Regions from separate parts of the Homo sapiens genome. Here region 2 is linked to region 1. Evidence: chromatin loops called from intact Hi-C (ENCODE). Cell type or tissue: heart left ventricle. All regions are shown on one strand. Links, peaks and the distances in the headings refer to the core of each region. The heading gives the core; the rest is flanking DNA. Region 1 has its middle 92 kb from the start of DUSP5-DT. Region 2 overlaps BBIP1 (BBSome interacting protein 1).

Evidence for each region. A loop is a pair of places that touch in the nucleus more often than their neighbours do. Peaks named below come from ENCODE experiments on the same cell type or tissue, not always from the same donor. Only the 100,000 strongest peaks of a DNase experiment are listed, where the experiment ranks them.
Region 2: a loop joins it to region 1, with 5 times the contacts of the local background. A loop is called at or near these places in 3 of 110 quality-filtered maps.

Annotation. Positions count from the first base shown.
Region 1 is chr10:110,399,248-110,410,468 of GRCh38, reverse strand. No RefSeq gene overlaps it. Among named protein-coding and RNA genes, the nearest start is that of DUSP5-DT, 92 kb to the left of the region's middle. RefSeq lists an enhancer at 1-502. In heart left ventricle, for the core only: no CTCF peak of the experiment used is centred there; no DNase peak of the experiment used is centred there.
Region 2 is chr10:110,901,821-110,912,837 of GRCh38, reverse strand. The region is part of intron 2 of BBIP1 (BBSome interacting protein 1); the gene reads left to right. Among named protein-coding and RNA genes, the nearest start is that of MIR4680, 9.2 kb to the right of the region's middle. RefSeq lists an enhancer at 9,083-9,162. In heart left ventricle, for the core only: no CTCF peak of the experiment used is centred there; no DNase peak of the experiment used is centred there.

The DNA.
Region 1 (11,221 bases), core at 2,151-10,150:
AAACCCAGCAACTTGATTGACGGTCTCTTCTTTCTTCTAACTCATCCTTCTAACTGGGAGCAGTAGGAGGAATTCCAAAGACCAAGGCAGGCAGCCTTTCTTGAGTTCTACTGCACATCCAGCCCTAGGCCAATTCTGGTGTGGACACCATCCCTTCAGAGTGACAGGATGAACTTGGGGTTCAGCATCTGCTTGGGCAGAGCGAGTGTTGGCCGCTGTGCCTTGTTCTCTCTCCCCACCTTTCTTTCCTCCCACCCACCCCTACCTCACCAAGCCAAGTATGGACTGTATCTGGGACAAATTTTTCTGTATAGATCAAACAGTTCCAAATAGCACAAAGGCAAAGGCACTTACGGGTTAGTAGTGGGCCTCCTCGGTATCTGTTTGTATGAGTTAATTTGCATGAGGGTAGATAGGCCTCTAAGGAGGAAGTTTGGTGAGAGGTTAAGCATGGAGTACAAAGGAGCAAGGGGCCTGAGTCTCATTCTCTGTATTGCTGGAATGGTGGATGTGACTGAAAAAAAAAATTTTTTTTTTCTTTCTTTTCTTTCTTTTTTTTTTTTTTTTTGCTTAATGCAAAAACGGAATTTACTGACTTTAGAATGGAAGTCCAAGGGGTGTGGCTGGTTTCAGACAAGACTTAATCAGGGGCTCTAAACAATGTCACCAAAACTTCATGTTCTCTGTTATCTTTCGGCTCAGCTCTTCTCCAGGTGACAGCTCGATCACTGGCTGGTTCCACCCCATGGGGGCAAGATGACTGCAGAAGCTCCAGGCCTCACACCCTCTCACCAGGGCAAAGAACTAGTTCAAAAGTTCTGGAACTGAGTTTCATTGGCTCTGATTTGCCTGCCTTCGGTCATGTACCCATCCCTTAACCAATAACTGTGGCAGGGGGGTAGAGGGTACTGATTGCAGGATCATAATCTCCACTCCCAGATCTGAGTGTCTGGGAAGGGGATGTGTATAGGGAGCCTGGTCATGGTGCTGATGGGGGCAGTTTCACCGGAATCATATAAACTGAGCTGAGGCTTTTATTGCAAGTGAGTGAATGGGGACAGGCTAGCAGGAAACACTGGCCCCTTACTCCCTTTAGAGAGGAGGCTGCAGGGAAAAGCTGAAAAGGCTTCTTTGGAGCCCAGCTTACAAATTGGGACACACAGTAGGGAGAGGAGCTTTCTGCCTCTTTCAATTCAGAGCACAAAACCGTTTTGCCTCGGTAGGCACTGAGGACTGCCATACTGGCCAGCACCAGGGGTCACACCTTAAATAGAGAAACAGGGGCCTCATGGAGCAGCCCAGGCAGGGAGTAAGGCAAGGTCCTGCCGCAGTTGCCCAGTGCACAGCCGACAGCAACAAAGAGGTCAAGTGGAAGACACATTAGCAGGCTGGCTGCGGGCACTTACAAGACACCCGAGGGACTTCCAGAGATGACTTGGGCAGACTCGGGAGCGAGTCCAGTGAGGTCCCATATCAGAGAGGAAAGCAGCATCCCTGCACCCTGTGTGGGAACATTAGTAGCCTGTGATGGAAAGAGCTTCAGAATGGGGACCAAAAAGGCAGATTCCAGTTGCCAGGCCACTTGTTAGCCATATGACTTTGGGCAAGTCATTCTCCCTTTTCTGGCCTCACTTTATTCCTCTGTGAAATGGGGGTGATACACCCACCTCTGGTTGATGGGGGAATCTGGTGAGATGGGTAGATGAAAGCAGTGGGGGAAAAGCTAATGCGCCGCCCTCGGGGCAGGGCCTGCAACACTTCCTATCCTGGTCACCGGAAGCCCTAAGGCCTAGACCCAAGGGCCATATATTCGTGCCCCAGAGGCATTCACAGCAAAGGGAAAAGCATCCAGAGGAACGAGCCCCACAGGCACCCTGTGGAAGCTGCTCCTCGTGGAGGCCCTGGGGGTGAGGCACTCAGCCAGGGATGTGGGCAGCTCCTCGGGGCACTCTCCTGCCCTTCCACTGAGTCAGAGGAAGGGACCCAGGCTGGGCATGAGCCTTGCAGGTTCTACTAGTTACTGAGGAGGGGAAGGGGGAGGGCTAAAGGCAGAAGGAAAAACACACAAACAACAGACACACCCACCCTCTCCACAAACAACCCCCTCCTAGAGGCCCAGGGCACAGATGCAAATCAAGGCCTGGGAAAGTGAAGTCACCACCTCCGCACTAGGGAAGAGCTCCCCAGGCCTCATCCACACTTCCTCCCCTAGCCTCTCCCTACCGCCCACATAGCAGGGCCCTTGGGCAGGGATTGCTTGTTTTCCAGAATGGTCTTGGTTGCAGGGACCCAGGCCTCCTCCAGCCCCTCTGGGTAGCTTAGACTCTCTACTCCCCAAATTTGGGTTTCCTCTGCTTCCTTCCCAGGGAGGTGTCTGTACTCTCACCCCTGCTACCCGAGTCAGTGTCCTGGAGAGCTGGCTGGTGGAAATGTCTTCTCTGTACCATGCTTGGCCTTTCAGGTCCACCTATTCATCATCTGGTAGTGACTAGAAACATTCCTTTCCGTATTTGCCCCAGGCCAGGCAGCTTGCCTGGACTTACAGGAGAGGGGCCATTCTGCTCAGCCTGCACTGGAGGCCAGCAGAGATCTCAGCTCCAGCCCACAGGGAACAGTCGTTACGGTGGAGAAAATATGAGTTTGAATCGTTAGTTTCTGTGCTTCTTAGCTATGTGACTTTAGATAAGTTACTTCACTTCTCTAAGCCTCAATTCTCTTATCTGGATATTTTTTCCCTTTTCTGAATTCCTGCATCACTGCTCTCCTGGTAGGCATCTCTGCTAGGCAGCAATGACAATACCCTACAGGTTGCTATGAGGGCAGGGATGAGAGGGACAAAGCTCGTGGCAGGGCTTGGTAGATGAACCTCCCCAGCTTTCCACACCTTACCACATGTTATTTTCCTATTCCATTCTCTTCTCCTATGAAATGACTGGTTTGTTTGCTCAGCAGTCATGTGTTGAGAGTCAGGCACCATCACACACTGGCATGTATTATCTTCATCCCACATCCCTGTGAGGCTTAAAGCGTAAAGCCCATTTCAAGAGTATCCTGTGGCTCAGAGGAAGGGTAAGAGTTAGGAGGCTACCAGGGTGTAGAGTCAGCATTCGATGCCTGGGCTTCAAATTCCAGCAGGAGCCCAGCTCCACAGGTTTCCATGGACTGTTTCTCTGCCTGGAATGTCCTCCCATCTCTCCCCCTAATTATCGTCAGTCATTCAGAGTCTCATTCCTTCCATCTCCTCCAGGACACCTTCTAAATCAGTGAGGACACTTTTGATTGCAAGTGACAGAAACCTCCCTCCCAAAGAGGCTTAAGAAAAAAATGGGAATTTGGGGCTCAAGGAAACCAAAAACCCAGGTGATCTTATTTAGTTACAGTTGGATTCAGAGCTCAAACAACATCATCAGTATTTTCTTTCTCTCCAAATCTTCGTCTACCCGTTTTTATGAAGGCGGAGGTTTCAGGCTCTACAGAGTAGCAAAAGGCACAGCAGTTCTGGCACTCACGTCCTTACAATTTTTTGGTATAGCGGAAGGAGTGAGTCTTATTTCTCCAGAGCTCCTCAAACTTTGTCTTGGAATTGAGATGTATTGTCATTCTCTGGTCTAACTTGGGTCAGATTCCCATTCCCAAACCAATCAATGTGTCCAGGGGATGGAGTTAGTGGATTAACTTAGACCTAAATCTCCTTCACCTCTCTGGAGCTCCTGGTGGAGCTGGCTTTACCAATTGAGGTATGCTTACTAGACATAGGTGAATGGAAGCTGACCACAAAGCAAGATGTCCACAAGCCCCTGTTGAAATTTTTTCCCTTTTCTGAATTCCTGGTAGGCATCTCTGCTAGGCAGCAAACTCTTTGAGGGCAAAGACCCTGTACATGACCCTGAGCCCTTAATAGAGCACCTGGAAAATGGGCACCAAACATGTGCTTTTCAATGGACCTAAGTATTTATTCAGAACTCAATGCACCTAGCTCTGAGCTAGTGGCATCAGTTAAGATTCAACTGAGAAGAGAAACACTCTTGCTATTCTAAACAGGAGAGGGCTTGTGACAGGGTGTTGAATGGCTTGCAGAATCACTGGGAGAGCTGAAGAAACAGACTCGAGGTTGAGCTTTCAGAAGTGACTGCCTTAGGCACACTGCAGAACTGGGCCACGAAGAGGGCTGGTAAGGGGACTGTGGTGAGGAGCCAGTGTCATGTGTTGGCCATGGGGTTGGAGAGAAGTGCACAGATTGAGGAGGTAAAGTCAAGTGGCTTTGAGGGTGGATCGAGGCAGCAGAGTCTGTGGGTTAAGAGCCTGACTCTACCACTAACTTGCAAGGTGGGTAATATCTCTGGGATTCAATTTCCTTGTCTGTAAAATGGTGATAATAACTCCAATTACATCATAGGGTTATAAATTATGTTTCTAGCTTTCTGGAGACCAGATGCTACTCCTGGGCTAGGAAATGCAGGAGGAATGGGTGGGGTTTGTGTGGAAGAGGGTCCATTCCATTTGGGTTTCTTGACTTAATGGATCCTGGAAGGAATCTAACTGGGCGGCTCAGCAGACTATTGAATGTTAGGTCCCAGGCTCCAGAGAAAAATCTGTGCTGGAGTTTTCCATTTTATTGTGATTAATTCTGATTTACTCTTTTTAATTTGGGTGATGTAGCTCACAGCCTTCACATGGGACTTACAGGGAGGCTAGCGTTCAGTCCCCTTCATCCTAAGTATTTCTACTTTACCAAGTGGCAGCCTCTCTCCAGGAGCCAGGAGCTTCTACTTATCAGCCCTTTCGGTTATCAGATGCCGTGCTGAGCATGTACCTGGATTATCTCCTTTGGCCCCCAGGACACTCTAAGACAGCTACTATTACAGAAATGAGGAGAAATGAGGGAAGCATCAGGAAGTTGAGCAAGTTGCCCAGGGCCACAGAGTCAACAGCAGAGAGCAGCTCTGACCTCCAAGCCCGTGCTTACAGCTCATGTTGTAGCGCAGAACTTTCAGTGATAACAGAAACGTTCTATCTGCACTGTTCAGTGTGGCCACCACCAGACACAAGTGAACTAAGGAATGGAATTTGAAATTTTCTTCAACTTTAATTAATTTAAATTTAATAGCCACATATAGCTAGTGGCAACCATATTGAATAGCATTGACCTAGTCCTTCCGGAAGGCCAAAGAAAAACCCAAAACTTGCCCTCCGACCTTGTTGCAGTATCTTCTCATTTGAAACAGTTCACAGTAAGGGCTAGGGCTCATCTTGAGTGAAACACGGTCTCCCCACAGGCTCCTGAGCTCCTCACTAAGAGACGTTCTAGCCCTTGAGGGTTAACTAGATATTTCCTGCTTCCCACAGTGTTCGAAGGTACCAGATGGGGAAGTTGGATGGGTTGGGAGGTGTGAAGGCCTCCTGGTGGCTTCCGAGATGGAAAAAGGAAATGCCCTTCTGCGGCATCCTGGAATACCAGGCTCCAGCCTGGCATCTAAAGCAATGGCACTGTTGCCTGGGAGACGAGGAGCACTAAAGACCTCCCAGCGGGTGGCCAGCCTGCAGCAGGGACCACTCTTGGAGGACAGCAGCAGAAGCAAAGGGAGGAATGGAATGGGGCATCAGGGGCAGAAGACCCGGAGGTACTGGGGGTGGAAGGGGCCAGGATGGGGCCTGGTGCAGATGGGAAGACAGAGGGGGAGGGAAGAGAAGGCCTTGGCTCTCAGCAGCAGGGTGAGGGGAAAGCAGGAACTGTACAAACAGCAGAGTGGAGACTCAAGCAGGTTTGGGCAGAAGCAGTGCCTATGGATCCTTACCAATTTAGAAGTAAAAACTCTTAGTGTAAACCAACTGCTCTTGTGATGCAATTGTCAGCAACAGCTGAGTAAGTAATTAGAGGCCTGGGAAGAGGCTTGCTGCCATATAACCTCGGCACCCGCCTCCCTACTGTCACCTCTGTGGCTGCGCCAGTGCCATACTTACTCTTCTTCCCCCAGCAGGACTATGTTCTAATTATATCTAGCCAGGCTCACCAAGAGTGTTTCCCATGGAATTTCATTTCCGGGCCTGTTGAATGCCAAATTAACTTTTAATCATCCTGGAGGTATTGAGTTTAATTAACCAGATTGAAAGTGACAAGCAGAACAGGATTTAGAAGGTAACTTTTTGGGGTGCTTCTTGGGAATGCAGAACAATTTATTTCCAGGAAGTTGGGCGGTTGAGGGGCATGTCTGTGCTCTCCAGCCACAGTGTCTGCATATTTGAGAGCCCACTATGTGCCTAGCTCTGCAGTAGACAGGGTCAGGGCAGAAGGGTAGAAAATGTGGCCTCTGGAGAAGCCCAAGCTTGAGATGGAGAGAACCTCACCAGGCACGAAAAACAGGAGTAGGGAATAATACAAGACCCTCTGTCTTCAAGTCCTAAGTGGTGCCATGAAGCCTGGTCAGCAATTCACTTAAACCAGTGCTTTTTTTTTTTTTTGTTTCACTACACCACCACATCTGTCTACATTTAAAGCTAATAGCTACTCTTTATTGCACGTTTTTTTATGTGATAGCCAGGTGTAGATACAGTCACCCTCACAGCCTTTCCGCCTTCCTGACTGGGCTTGGGTAATCTTCCCTCTGCCATAGGGCCAGGAGCCTGACTACCTGGTCAATTTGGCACATCCCATTTCCTTTGCCAGAGACTGGCGTAGGTGTGGGCATGGGATGCCATCCTGGCCAAAGTGTTCTTAGAAATAGTCAGCTGAGAGGCCGGGTGCAGTGGCTCATGCCTGAAATCCCAGCGCTTTGGGAGGCTGAGGCGGGCGGATCACCTGGGGTCAGGAGATAGAGACCATCCTGGTTAACACGGTGAAACCCCATCTCTAGTAAAAATACAAAAAATTAGCCGGGCCTGGTGGTGGGTGCCTGTAGTCCCAGCTGCTCGGGAGGCTGAGGCAGGAGAATGGCATGAACCTGGGAGGCGGAGCTTGCAGTGAGCCGAGATTGCACCACTGAACTCCAGGCTGGGCGACAGAGTGAGACTCTGTCTCAAAAAAAAAGAAAGAAAGAGTCAGCTGAGTTGGGGGTAGCGTTCTGGGAAAGGTTCTCAAAATGAGGCACACAAGAGATATCCCCTTTTTCTACCAGAAGTTGTCGTGTCTTGGTGTGAGGGCTTGTGGCCTGGGACTGTGGCAGCCATTCTTTCACCATGAGGGGATCCACCTGAGAATGCAGCTTACATTCTGAAGATGGCAGAGTAGGAAGAACCTGGAAGCTGTTGAGCTGTGAATTATCCAACCCTGGAGCACCCTGCCTGAAGCCCTTTTCTTAGGTGAGATAATACATTCTGGCTGGGTGCGGTGGCTCATGCCTGTAATCCCAGCACTTTGAGAGGCCAAGGTGGGAGAATTGTTTGAGCCTCAGGAGTTTGAGACCAGCCTGGGAAACATAGTGAGACCCATCTATACAGTTGTTGTTTTTTTTTAATCTTAAAAATTAGCCAGGCGTGGTGGCACATACCTGTGGTCCTAGCTACTTGGGAGGTTGAGGTGGAAAGTATCACTTGAGCCTGGGAGGTAGAGGCTGCAGTGAGCTGAGATCGTGCCACTGCACTCCAGCCTGGGCAACAGAGCAAGGCTCTGTATCAAAAAACACAAAACAAAAAAGCACAACACATTCTGTGTGTTTGCAGCTATTTAGGGTAAAGTTTCCATGAAGCTGTAGCAACCAAGGGCATCTTCACTGGGAGCCAGACACTGTGCTAAGTACTTCACGTCGATTATCTTATTTCTGTGCTACAGCAACAAAGACAAATTCAGCCTTGGTTCCTGCTCTCACAAGATGGAGTCCTGAGGTACAGAATATGAGATAGCAGGTGTGGTGAGCTGAGGAACAATCCTGACCAGGAGGGTTCAGGGAAGGCTTGTTAGAGGAGGTGGTGTTTGAACTGAATCTTAAAGGAAAAGGAAAAGTTGGGTGCACAGCGAAGGTGGTGGAGAGGATACTTCAGGCATGGGACCCACGTGAACAAATGCACAGCAGCTCATGGTAGCTTGGGGCCTTGAGAATCTTAACGGGAGGGAGTGACACCGGGGTGTGCCTGGGCCAGGCAGGGTGAGGCAGGCGAGGTACCTAGGGCACTTGCGCCGGCCTGAGAATCAGTACCTCCTTACGTTTTGTGCCTAAGCATTTCAACTGGTCCTGGAGAAGGGACTCTATCTAGAGTCAGTCGGCCTTGGATGAAATCCTGGATCTCTCATTGATGGTGTAAACTCTTGGCCTCAGTTTCCACCCTTGAGAAATGGGTCTAAGACCCCTACCTCACAGGATTATTGGAGGATCACATGAGTCAGAGAATGTAAAATTCCTAGAGGAGTACCCGGCTCGTGCTTGGTGGAAACTGAATTAATTTTTTAAAAATAAATCCTATGGTAAGAGCTTAAAACCAAGATTTTTTTAAATGGCTAAAAGAATGACATCTCTGAGTTTTCCTATGCCTCATGCTGGCGTGCTCCCTCACTATTTGATTCTTTCCCAGATCTCCCTCATGCTGGGGTGGGCAGGAAGCGAAGAACACAGGAAGGAGGGAGTCAGAGGCTGATGGCAGTTCCTGCTTCTCCAGTTTTAAGACCAAGACCCAGTTTCAGGCCTATCAATGTCAAGGGGAAAGGTAAATCCTGCTCCATCCAGGGCCAGAGGTAAACCCCCACCCCTTGCTCCACACCTCAGGGGTGTGCACCATGGGGAGGGAGGGAGGCAGGACCTCCAGCCCCTCTCAGCTTCCTGAGAAGTCTTTGCCACCTGGGGACCCCTCCCTGCATCCCCCTCCTATGATCTCCCATCTGGGGCCTTGGTGAGAAGAGGCTGTTGGAATGCCTCAGGAGACATGGCATGTGTCCCAGCCAGAGCCATCTTGATAGCAAAGCTGACACCACAATCCCGATGCCTAATTGCATGCCTTCTCCCTCTCACCTTCCCAGCACAGGGAGGTTGCTGAGAAGAGAACATGAACACAGAGGCTAAGAGTGAATGGGTCTTTTCTTTTTTTCTTTTTCTTTTTTTGGTTTCAGTTTTGTTTTGAGATGGGGGTCTTGCTTTGTTGCCCAGGCTGGTGTTGAACTCCTGGTCTCGAGCGATCCTCCTGCCTCAGACGCCTGAGTAGCTGGGATACAAGCGTGCACCCCCATGACAGGCTGAGTGGATGCTTTGGATTCAAACTCTGCTGTTGACGAATACTGTTAGTTGCCTGTGTCATACATCTCCCACAGCCCCCCTTATGCTACACCTTCTGCCACATACACACCCTTCCTTACAGTGACAGCGAACCCAGCTCCAGGCAATGGACTATGACTGGTCTAAGCCAAGGGTCAGCAAACTACGGCCTGAGTGCCAAATCTGAATGCCCCCTGTTCTTACATGGTACATGAGCTAAAATGGTTTTTAACACGTTTCAAATGGTTGAAAACATAAAAATAATATTTTGTGACACATGAAAATTATATGATATTGAAGATTTTTAAAATTTCAATGTATAATTTTTATTTTTTTATAGAGACAGGGTATTGCTATGTTGCCTAGGTTAGTCTCAAACTCCTGGCCTCAAGTGATCCTCCTGCCTCGGCCTCCCAAACTGCTGGGATTACAGGTGCGAGCCACTGCACCCAGCTGAAATTCAAGTTTAAGTGTTCATAAATAAAGTTTTATTTAAATACAACCACATACGTTTGTTTATATATTATCTATGACTGTTTTTGCGTGACAAAGGCAGAGTTGAGTAGTTGCAACAGAGACTGTATGACCCACAAAACCTAAAATGTTTCCTGTCTACAACTTTCCAGAAAAAGTTTGCAACCTTTGGTCTAAGCAATCATGATAATCCTGCTCCTTTTTTCCCAGGCTTCCTTGCAATGAGGAGTAGGCACATGGTCCAGTTCTGTCCAAAGAAAACTAAGCAGAGGTTTCTGGGGGAGACCTGCATAAAAGCATTATTTTTCTGAAAGAAGGAGACAGCATGGCTGGGCCCCATCCTCCCTACCTCCTGCCTGAAGTGTGGGTATACTCTCTGGAGCCCAGCCAGGTATCTTCTTTCAGAGCCCATCTCCTGCCAAAATATGGAAAAACAGAGGGTCAAGAGTTCAGTCTGGAGGGCTGGGCAGGCTGGCTGGGGTCCAAGAGAGGGGAACGGTCCACCCTGGGCACCTGTCCAGAGGATGGGCTGCTTCTCACCTAGACCAAAGGAACCACTTGTCACCTGGAGTGGATTGAAGAAGGGTTGTCCCCTCCCAAGAACTTATTCGATGACTCCTGTCTGCTGGCCCCAACATTGACATCTGGAGGGCTGGAAGATGGACTGTCTCTGCTATGGAATCCTGGTGGCCAGCATTTTCCCCACGTCTTCTGGGTTTCCCTTTGTACCCAGCTCCTCCTATTGTAACTGAAAGATAGTAGATAATCAAAATAATCTTGGATGGTTGGGTGGATAGGTAAGGGCTGAATGAATGAATGAATGGAAAATACAGCTATTAAGAGGCTATCTTTCACACATGTGAGCTGACGGCAACCCTGTGAGGTCACAGGCTAGGTGTTACTATGCCCATTTAACAGAGAAGGAAACCGAGGTTCTGTAAAGCTAATTGACTTTCCCAAGGTCACAAGACTTGGAAGAGGTGAAGCTATGGCCCAAACCAACACTGCTTCAAGACCTGGGCACAGGCCCCTCCTGCCTCACCTCCCTGGACATCACCTCCAGTCCATACTAGACCCAATATATAGGCAAAGAACCTGCCGTCATCTCAGCAAATCATGAAAGGAACTTTCATGATTTGATGTGCAACCTTTGCAAATCAAATGATACGGGTCTGGGAAGCTGCCAGGAACAGCCTCTCATCCACATCCCCCAGTTCTGCTCTTGGGACTGCCAAGAACACGTCACTTCCTTAACAGTACATATTTGTAGAATGAATGAGTTCTCAGTACATATTTGTAGAATGCATGAGTTGCCCTGCATCGGTACAAATTCCTCAACAAAAGTCATAGGCTACAAAATCCCGGAAATGCAGGTACGATTGACATCACGTTTCCTAGCTTTGCAATAGAATGCAATGTGCATTCTGGTGGCCAAATGAGCCTCCTGCTGTGCTACACAAGCCCATGATATTCATCACCACCATCATGAAGGATCAGTTATCAGGCACACTTGCTGTGTGCCACTCACTATTCCAAGCATGCTATGTGAATGTTCTCATTTAAACTTCACA
Region 2 (11,017 bases), core at 2,982-10,981, 500 kb before region 1:
AGATGTAGTGACAGGTTAGGAGTAGTAGGCACATATTATGGAAGATAAACACATAGACCCATGGAACGGCTCCTTGGGGCTCCCAGCAAAGATCAAATACTAGATTAAGGAGACTTAGTGTGGGGAGGACAGTTTTAAAAACATCCGAATCCCATCCTGAACATTTTTAGAAACCAAGACTTGACTTTGGCATCCACAATATGTTTTCATTTTGATGTTTCTGATCCATATGTATACGTTATGAGTAATCAGGAATGCAGTTTGAATTTTAGTAATTTAGTCTCCTTCTCTGTCTGTCCACTGTGTGACCACAGCTTACATTTTCCAGATGGCTAGATGAAAATAGGTGCAGTCTAAAGCTAATTGCCCTCTTCAGCTGTTTAACCCAAGATCAGTATCTTCTCATGAGTTGTGATATAAGCTGTCATATAATTTGTGATATGATGAAAATAATTTAAAAATGCAAAATTTGTAAGCTTTTAAAGTGTTGTATATTTCTAATTAAGCTTAGGATTTGAAAGTTTCAGTGACATAGTGTTTAAATAATATTTAATGCTATAAACAAAATCTAGAGTCAAAAAGCAGTTTTTCTTCCTAAGAGATTTATTTCAGAATGGCATCAAACATGACAACTGGAATGCTAAATCCTCAAATTAAGAAGACCAAAAAAAAAAAAAAAGAAAAGAAAAGAAAAGCTACATGTTGGTTAGAGCCATATATTGGTCCGACTGTGACACAGTTCCCAAACTATAGAGGAAGAAATGTGCTTTAGTCAATATGCTGCGCTTATTTTTTCGTCTACCTCATTCCTGAGATTTACTGTTTGCCTCATATTTTATTTTCACCCTCCTTTGTAAGGGTTATTAGTGTCTTCAAAATTTCCCATTTCAGTAGAAATTGAAGATTGTATGTTACTTCAGCCTTTGTTGGCTTCTGCACACCATAGTCTACGATTATCTCTCCACCATCTTCTTAAATGTTGATATTCCTTCAGTGAAGCACCGTACTAAACCTGCTTGGGATCTCCCTATCCTACAGATGTAGCATAGAGAAAACTGAAAAGAGACCTTGCCTTTGAGTAAGGCAGACCCGAGTTCAAATCCTGTTTCTTATCGACTATATGATGTTGGACAAGATAACTCTTCTTAAACCTTGTTTTAGTCTGTTAAATTTCATCATATATATATGTGTACCCAATATATAATTTTACCCATGTGCCCGTTCACCTCCCGCTGCAACTGGGAGATGCAGTGGGAGGTGGATGGGCACATGGGTAATTCAATTCCAAAATCACCAGTTATGGTGATAAAAGTTTTTTCAAAATTACTGCAGAAAATTCCTTAAAATATCTACTTAGTTGAAATACATGCATGACTTCGTACTAAACACTGTGTTGCTATTGTTATTCTTAAGCAAACTAAAATTTAAGAGCCACTAGGCTAACTAAAGGAAAGAAGCTAAGGTAAATGTCCTGACATTTAAACAAGTCTGCCTTTAATATAACTCTTAAGAGTATGGGTATTGAGAGAAGAGGTGGAGAATTCTAAAATATTTTTGCTTGCCCATAGGTTTTTCATCATGCATTTTTAGTAATAAGCCTCTATAACTAATACATGTTAATAAGCTTATTTTTTCTGAAAATCTAATTTTATGCCAACATTATAATGGTACACTATGGTAAGAATTGCTGACATTCATTGAGCTCTCATGCAGGGTTTGGTCTAATGGCTTTATATGAATTATATCTTTAATGCACCAGCCATCTCAAGTTGATGCCATTGTAAGCTTTATCTTGCAGTTGAAACGAAGGCTCAGAAAATCAAGTAATTTAAGTGACTAATCTGACTTCAGCTGCTTCTTTCAACCACCACACTAGACCCTTGTCTCTTTTTACCATCACCCCACCACTTACCATTTTGCCATATCTTTCTTGAGTGATTATATCCACCTCCGTAGCTTGTACTACTGTACAGTTGACTCTGGGCCTTCAGTCCTTTTTACCTTCCTCTTGGACTTCCACACTCTGTGAATCTAAACCGAACTCATGGTCTTTACTATTCCTTCTCAACCTTCTCATCTGTGTTTCCGGTATGAATTAATATGGGTATATCCACAATCATGTTAGCTCACTTCAGTCGTCTGTGATCATTTCCTTATCACCCACTGGCAGTGGGGGGTGGGAAGGTGGAGGATGTTTGAATCTCAACTTCTTGTACCCTTAATTACCTCATATCTTCTCCTCTTAGTGTCTGTTATCACTGCTTTAATTCATACTTTCATCATCTTACCTAAACAATTATAGCTTCCTTACTAATCTCCTTTCCTCTAGTGTCTCTTCTCATTTTTCCTTTATTTTGTCTAGAATGTGTTTCCAAAACATGAATCATGTCATGTAACTGCTTAGAACCATCCAGTTAGCTCCCTCCTGACTATAGGATATGAAGTCCAAATTCAGCGTTGCAGACTGAGTGTGAACTGGCCTCCAGCTGGTCAGTCCCACCACAATACCTGGTGCACACTGTATGCACACTGTACACACACTGCACTCTAGCCATGTCCTCCGACAGAACACTTTTTTTTAATGCTTCTTCATTTGAACGTATTTTTCGCTTTGTCTAGAACATCTGCCCCTTGCTATACATCTCCTTCTCTGCCTAGTAAACCCCCATTCAGCTTTCTGGGACTAGCTCCAATGTCATGTTTAATAATTCTTCTTCAGAGACCACCCGTTGTCCCCTATCCTTAGCCAAGTTTTTCATGGTTTTCATTTCTTAAGGCACAGTAGGCATGCTTTTATTAAAGTACATTGTATTCAATTATAATTATTTACATGTGTCTCATTCCCTACCTCACCTCCACCAAAGAAAGAAACTGGTTTTTACCTACTCTGTCTCTCTCACTTAGCTACGGCTGGTACATTATAGACATTTAGTATGTTTGTTGAAAGAAAAAATCTGTTCGTATAGGTACTTTATCATTCCAAATTATTTTTATGTTACATTTGTTAGTTTTCTACTCTGAAAGAGTAATGCTTTTGTTGTCACCTAAAACAACATCATTCTCATGTTTATCACTCTAGTCTTTACTGTCCAGTGCTTATTTCCAAATAGAATACAAGGTACAGCATTAATTTGGCCTATTAACTCACAATTTCTGTCCACTGTAAAGATTTATACTTTCTTGAACAGAGAACTAGGAGCTAGGCTCTTTTCCCAAATATGTAATAGGTGTGCAGGGAAGATCTTAGCGAAGGATTCTGTCTTTTTCTAAGACTTTCACTTGTAGGTCTCCTGCAAGTCCACAACATTTAAGTTCAAAAGATGACATAAGAGCCAACCTTTTCTGGCCGGGCACGGTGGCTCATGCCTGTAATCCCAGCACTTTGGGAGGCCAAGGCGGGTGGATCACGAGGTCAGGAGATCGAGACCATCCTGGCCAACATGATGAAACCCCATCTCTACTAAAAATACAAAAAATTAGCTGGGTGTGGTGGCACATGCCTGTAATCCCAACTCAGGAGGCTGAGGCTGGGGAATCGCTTGAACCCAGGAGGTGGGGGTTGCAGTGAGCCGAGATCGCGCCACTGCACTCCAGCCTGGTGCCAGAGCAAGACTCCGTCTCAAAAAAAAAAAAGGCCAACTTTTTCATAACAAAATTATATAAATCTTAGTCTTTACAGTTTGAAGTTGTTTCTGTGAAGATGCTTGCCTGATTAATGGAAAATCTGTTGAGGGTATCATTGTTTTGCTGGCCTGAGTTAATCACCACCCCATCACAGCTTTTACTTAAATCTTGTCTTTCCCTAGCTTTATGATTTCACAGTGTAGCTAGGTGCTCAGTTGAAGCACCCATTTTTCACCTGCACCTAAACTATTTGAAATAGCCCTGTAATTGTCCTCCTGAATACATTTTAGATCTGTTCAGGTCATTCTCATTCTTAAAATATTTCAGTGGTTCTCCTTATTTCCTTCAAAATCAATTTGATTGCAGTTTGGTTAGGGTTTGTTTCCAGACAGATTGCTCGTAACTCTTTTTTTTTTTTTTTAAGCATTCCTTGCCTCCCCCATAATGCACCATGTGCTTTGTGTTGCCTATCTTCATGCCTCTGCACAAACTGTTGTTACCTGCACCTAAAGTTCCTCCCCCATCATCTGTACCTGACACAATTGCTCCCTATTCTGTGTTCCCATGGCATTTTTACAAATACTTCTAAGTATAGAACTTATATTGCATTATGCTTCTTCGCTTATGTGCCTGTTTCTTCTCCCTCCACCCCCATCCTTCAGGATCCTCAAGCCTAGAGACTATGCCTTAGTAAGTTTGATGCTGAATTAAAATTTCAATATAAGATGACTTGCTATTTGAATACTTCAGTTTTGTTCTTAACCCTTTCTTAGTAATGGATGTTCATGTAATAGAAAGTAGAAATAAGGCCCATAAGTAATCATTAGTTAACATTTTGGCACAAAATATTGTACTTGCGTCACTAGAAACCCCCACATCAGGATATCCTTGTGATAGGAGAAAAAGATGTCATTTTTGCCAAGTCTACAAGTCTTTTGCAAGATTTTATCTTTTCATATTTAAATAATTCCTTTATAAAAATACAGCTTTGTCCAGGATGGTCTAAACTTTTCACTTAACAGAGAAAAAAGTCATTCTTCACTTAATTTTAATAAGTGTTACATTCAGAAGAAATACAGCTTTTACTAATTTCAAAATTAGTTATTTGTAAATACTGGTATTTTCCTTAAATATGCTTAAGATATAGCATCTTACTACATATGCCATATTGAAAGTGACATTGCCCTAGGAATACAAAGTGTGTTCTAGGCAATACTGGTCCCATGATTGCACTTTTAAAGAATTCCAGAATCACATAACTTTAGGAAACAATATATACTCAACTCCCCTGTTTGAAATGTATCACATACTTTAGCATATTAAAGTTTCTAAACAGTCCTGCTATTAAAAAGAAAATTTAACTTTTTTCCTTCCCAGGGCTTCTCAAATTTAATAACTATGGAATCTTATCAGAAAGTCCATTAACATCTCAAAGAACAACGTGGTTATTGTATCAATCACCATCCTTTATACCAGGATTTGCATATCCTTCAAGATGCCTGAAGACAATCGGAGGGGTATACAAGCAAGCGAGGTTAAGAACAATCACTTTTCAGATCCTAAACTTTTATATGTAGTGTCTGCTGATAATGCATTCCCTGAGAAAATGGACCTGTGGATAAACCATCATGCTTCATCTCATTTCCTGTCTCCTCTTTCACCATTTTTCTTTCTTTTCTTTTCTTTTTTTTTTTTTTTCTTGAGACAAGCTCTTACTCTGTCACCTAAGCTAGAATGCAGTGGCGTGATCATATCTCACTGCAACCTAAAACTCAGGCTCAAGCAGTACCCTCACCTCAGCCTCCCGAGTAGCTGAGACTAACAGGCACACTCCATCATGCCCGAATAATTTTTGTTAATTTTTTGTAGAGATGAGGTCTTGCTTTGTTGTCTAGGCTGGTCTTGAACTGGGCTCAAGCGATCCTCCCACTTTGGCCTTCCAAAGTGCTGGGATTCCAGATGCGAGCCACCGCACCAGTCCCCCAATTATTTTTCTAAGGATGTATGAAGGAAAGGCATCTCTCTAGCCTGGTAGAATCTTACTATGACAAAAATGCTCCAGAAAATAAACATCTCTTAGGAGCTACACACAGAGACAAGGAAACACTGGTAACTCAAGAAAGACTAAGGGCTTCGCTAATTATTAAGTAAGTAGTGCTTCTGCAAGTCAAGAGACTGTTCTCAGCTTTCAACAATACTGAAGGAATACCTAATTGAGTAGTCTGCTGGTCATTTAAAATTATTTCTTGATGATAGGTCACTACGTGATTGTTAGCATATAACGTAAGTTCAAAGATTGAAAAAAATTTTCCCATTTTCATCTCAGTGTTTACATCTACAAAAATGAAGAATAGGGCTGGGCACAGTGGCTCACGCCTGTAATCCCAGCACTTTGGGAGGCCAACGGGGGCGGATCACTTGAGGTCAGAAGTTCGAGACCAGCCTGGCCAACATGGTGAAACCCTGTCTCTACTGAAAATACAAAAATTAGCCGGGCATGGTGGCATGCGCCTGTAATCCCAGCTACTCGGGAGTCTCAGGCAGGAGAATTGCTTGAATCCAGGTGGCGGAGGTTGCAGTGAGCCGAGATCGTGCCACTGCACCCCAGCCTGGGCAACAGAGCAAGACTCCATCTCAAAAAAAAGGAAGAAGAATAGAATTGTAGCAATAAGTAAATTTCAGCCATGTATATACGTGAACTAATTGAGAAAATAAAGCTGTCTTCTTATTAACAGATATATGGCCAATAACTTTTATGTTCAACAATTGCTTTATCAATGTGTAATTCATTTTGACCAATTTTGTGCCAGTTGTAATAACTGAATCCAAAATATTTTAAAGTTTAAATTTATAAACATTTTTGTAGCAAAGAAGTATGATAGGATGATCATTAAAATACCAGGCATGAGGCCAGGCACGGTGGCTCACCTCTGTAATCCCAGCACTTTGGGAGGCCGAGGTGGGCGGATCACGAGGTCAGGAGATCAAGACCATCCTGGCTAACACAGTGAAACCCCATCCCTACTAGAAATACACAAAACAAATTAGCCGGGCTTGGTGGCGGGCGCCTGTAGTCCCAGCTACTCGGGAGGCTGAGGCAGGAGAATGGCATGAACCCGGGAGGCGGAGCTTGCAGTGAGCCAAGATCGCGCCACTGCTCTCCAGCCTGGGCGACAGAGCAAGACTCCGTCTCAAAAAAAAAAAAAAAGGCATGAAAATACGTTACACTAGAATAAAGTGGGTTGGAAATAGAGGTCCAGGAAGAAAAAAAGATGATATAAAACTTCTAACTTAAAAATGATCTTCTTTTTATTAATGGATGATGGTAGCTATCAAATTGCTGTTATGTTTAGATTATATTGGATATGTTTTTAAAAGACTGAGGTAACAGTTATTTTTAAATATGCTGGAAATTATATCCTTTATAATTTAAATTTATGATAAGAAATTTAAACATCAGTGTATGAAGTGATACCTAGTTTTCCAAAATCTCTTTGGGAGTATGCAAGTAGAAAATTTGAGGACCACTAATAATACATTCTCCAAGTTCAGAAGGACACTTCAGTGATCTAGTCTGGTCTCACACCCATTATTTAATTTGGTTATCCAACTAAATCACACCAGGGATTTTTTTTTTTGGAGGGGTGGGGGGAGGACGGAGTCTCGGTCTGTCGCCCAGGCTGGAGTGCAGTGGCACGATCTCGGCTCACTGCAAGCTCCGCCTCCCAGGTTCACGCCATTCTCCTGCCTCAGCCTCCGGAGTAGCTGGGACTACAGGCGCCCACCACTACGCCCTGCTAATTTTTTGTATTTTTAATACAGACGGGGTTTCACCATGTTAGCCAGGATGATCTCGATCTCCTGACTTTGTGATCCGTCCGCCTGGCCTCCCAAAGTGCTGGGATTACAGGTGTGAGCCACCGCGCCCAGCCCCCACACCAGGGATTTTTAACTTGCCAAATGTATGTGATTGATTTGAAGGCAATAATCCATCCTAGACCTGCGTTTTAACTCTCACTCCTAAAACAGAGTAAAATATTTCATGACAAAGATTTGGTTTTCCTTCAAGTTTTTCAGCATTAATTTTAGACATCCAGCTCAAATAGCTACAACAGGTTTGCGTACCTTGTCATGATTTTGGAATGCACTGTTCATCAAAACTATTATCTCTGGGAGAAATTACAAACTTTAGAATCTGTGTAAGAAAAGGAAACAGCAGATTCTTCTCCATTTACCTAAACCAAGGCCTTCAAAAAATGATGAATTGACACTGTATTCTGTGAGCATTATAAGTTTGGTTCTATTAATGTAAGAATAATTTCATTTTCTGTAATTTAATGTTTTCTCTTAAGGTATGCCTTGACAATCTGCATCATTTTTTAATTTGGCATAGTATTCCGTTCTATGGATGTTCCATGATTTATTTAACCTTTGATCTGCTGGTGAACATTTAGTCAGCTTCATCTATTGCTGAACATTTTGCTATTCAACACAATGCTTTAATGAACACTCTTATTTTTACACATTTGTGTTCTTTAGAACCAATTACTATGAGTCAAAATTGTGCATATTTAGTTTTAGTAGATACAGTACTGCAAAATATTCCTCTAAAAAAGCTTAACAACAGTGCTAATTTCCCTATACCGTCCCTACCTGTGGATACTATCAGACTTTTAACTTTTTTGCAGTTTAAAAAGACATTACACATGCACTCATACACACAAAAGCAGTCTTTGCTTAAATGTCACCTTCTTAATGAGGTCATCATGATTTTCTTCTTAAAACTGAAATACCACCCCCCTCAGCATTCCTTAATCCCCTTTACGTTATTTTCTATAGTTCTTACCACCTTCTGGCATGCTGTTGTTTCTCTCCTTATTCTAGACTGTAGGCTCCAAAAAGGCAAAAGTTTGGGTTTTTGTCCTGTTAATTATGAACAATGCTTGGCAGATGATAAAAAAACTCACATATTTATTGAATTAAATGGCCATGGCAATTGTAGAATACACATGAATTTCAGCCATAGCTGTTATGTTTCTCCCTTGGCCCATCTGTCCCTGGTTTAAATACATCTCACCTGACAAGAAAGTTCTCTTAAAAGTAGCCACAACTGCTTACAGTGCATTACTCTAAGCAAATCACCCATGTCTGGCTATTAGCAGGCCGTGTGGGAGAAGGAAATACTGTCTGTATACCAACGTGATCAGCAGTAGGCTGCATATACAACAGTGGTTCTATAAGATTATAATGAAGCTGAAAAATTCCTATTGCTTAATGATGTCATACCCCGTTGTAATGCTCATGATATTGTGGCAGAACACTTTACTTTGTCTATGTTAAGATACACAAATACCATTGTGTTACAGTTGTCTACTGTATTCAGTACAGTAACATGTACAAGTTTATAGCCTAGGCCCAGTACACTCTACCATATAGCCTAGGTTTATATTAGGCTATACCATCTAGGTTTGTGTAAGAGGCTATACCATCTAGGTTTGTGTTAGTACACTCTTAGGATGTTTGCACCATGACAGAACCACCTAATGATGCATTTCTCAGAACATATCCCATCATTAAGAAACACATGACTGTACTCCTTCCTACTCTGGACTCCCAGGGCAGCTGATTATCAACAAAGTGTAGCCCAGCCAGTGCTGGCCATCCAACCTTGCTTATTTTAGCCCTTCCCTTCCTGTTTCTTTCTTGCCAATGCCTAAGGGGGCCTAGAAACAAGAACCAACCCTATTAAAACAGACATTCTATCCAGGCAAGTGACTGGCACTAATCTCCCCCACACTAGGTGCAGCCCACTCCCTACCATCCCTTTGGCTCCACACCCTTTACAGTAACAATGGCAGCTTAGTCAAACAGAGAACTGAGGTTTGGTAGAGCACCAAGTTTCATTGTTTTTGTCAGGCCAGATTTTGGATGTGAAAGAGTTATCAGACTAAGAGAAAACAAAGGATAGTGACAGTTCAGAGTAGCTGGAGTTGCTTACACTATATAACAGCTAAGAGTTGTTTATCTACCACTTTAGCATTTTGGTGATACATATAAAAATCCTTAGCTCCTATGTATTTCCTTCACATTTATCAACATCTATAATGTCCTCCCTTTCAGTGGCGTATCATGTCAGGTTTGCTTCAAATAAAGAAATGTGATCATAATGAATATTTTCACTGTGATGTATTTAATGGAGAGGCTAGGTGGTGGTTTTGATAGTTCAATTCAAGGCTAATCAGGGGGTCTGCAATGCTAGTAACCTTCATCCTAACCTGGAAAAAAAAAAAAAGGCAGTGATCACTAGGTACCACTGGCAGGCCTAAAAAGAAAAGAATATGGTAGGAGAAGCTGTGCAGTCTAAGGAAATTGTGTATTGTATTTATTTCACATTCCATTTAGTGATGAGTTGCTTTATTCCTGGTCCATTACTTATTTCATCATCTCTCCCTGCTAGAGCAGTATAGGGGTGAAGTTTGATGACAAAGTTCTGGAAAGCAGATAGAGGTTTTCAGGAACTTAGACGTTCCAGAGTAAGAATCTGAGCAAGAGAGAGGAAGAGACTTGAATACAGAGTAGGAAGCTTTTATTAGGAATGTCAAAGTAGTGGAGCGGGAATAACAAAAACCAGAAGAAGCTTCACTTGATTATAATTAATTTGCAGTGGTTGGTAAAGGCAGGCACCAAGCCAGATTCACCACTTTATAAATAATAAATCTGTGGGGGTGATGTTGTGAAAGATGCATGGTAAGGTTGCATCAGCAAGGTGAATCACTGAGTGGGTGGGACCGTCTAGAAAAGCATCTGTGTTTGGAAAGGGATCATTCTACAGCTTAGTCCAGAACACCTTGAACACACAGCATAGCAGAATCTTGACTGTAATACTTGGAGCAAATGTCACTGGCAAAAATGGCATATATGCTGGGATGTTCATAACAAATAGTTAAATATTGTTGGTCCTTTCGCATATAGAATCTCGGTATTAGAGGAAAATAGTAAACTGAAACTCTATTTCTGTTCTGCAAGAGCCAATTTCACCTATTGTATTACTTCGTTACCAATTGCAGCTGTGTAGTCAGTCATCCATAGGATTCTTTTTGTTAGACACAAAGTAGAAACCAGCTGTTGGCCGTTGAGACAAGTAGGAATCTTAGGAAATGTTAGCCTGCCAGTTCCTACTTTTCCTAACTACCTGCCTCACCACCCCCATCAAATGGTGGTCATGTTTTTTGTCACCCACCATTCAGGGGAGATGCTATCAACGAACCACGCTGGCTACACACAAATACCTTTTCCTCAGATGATATTAATCATCTTTGCCTTAAAAACTGAAGCTCTACCAAGTTTTCACTATGAGAGAAAAAAAATTACAACACCTAGCCTTGTAGTTAAC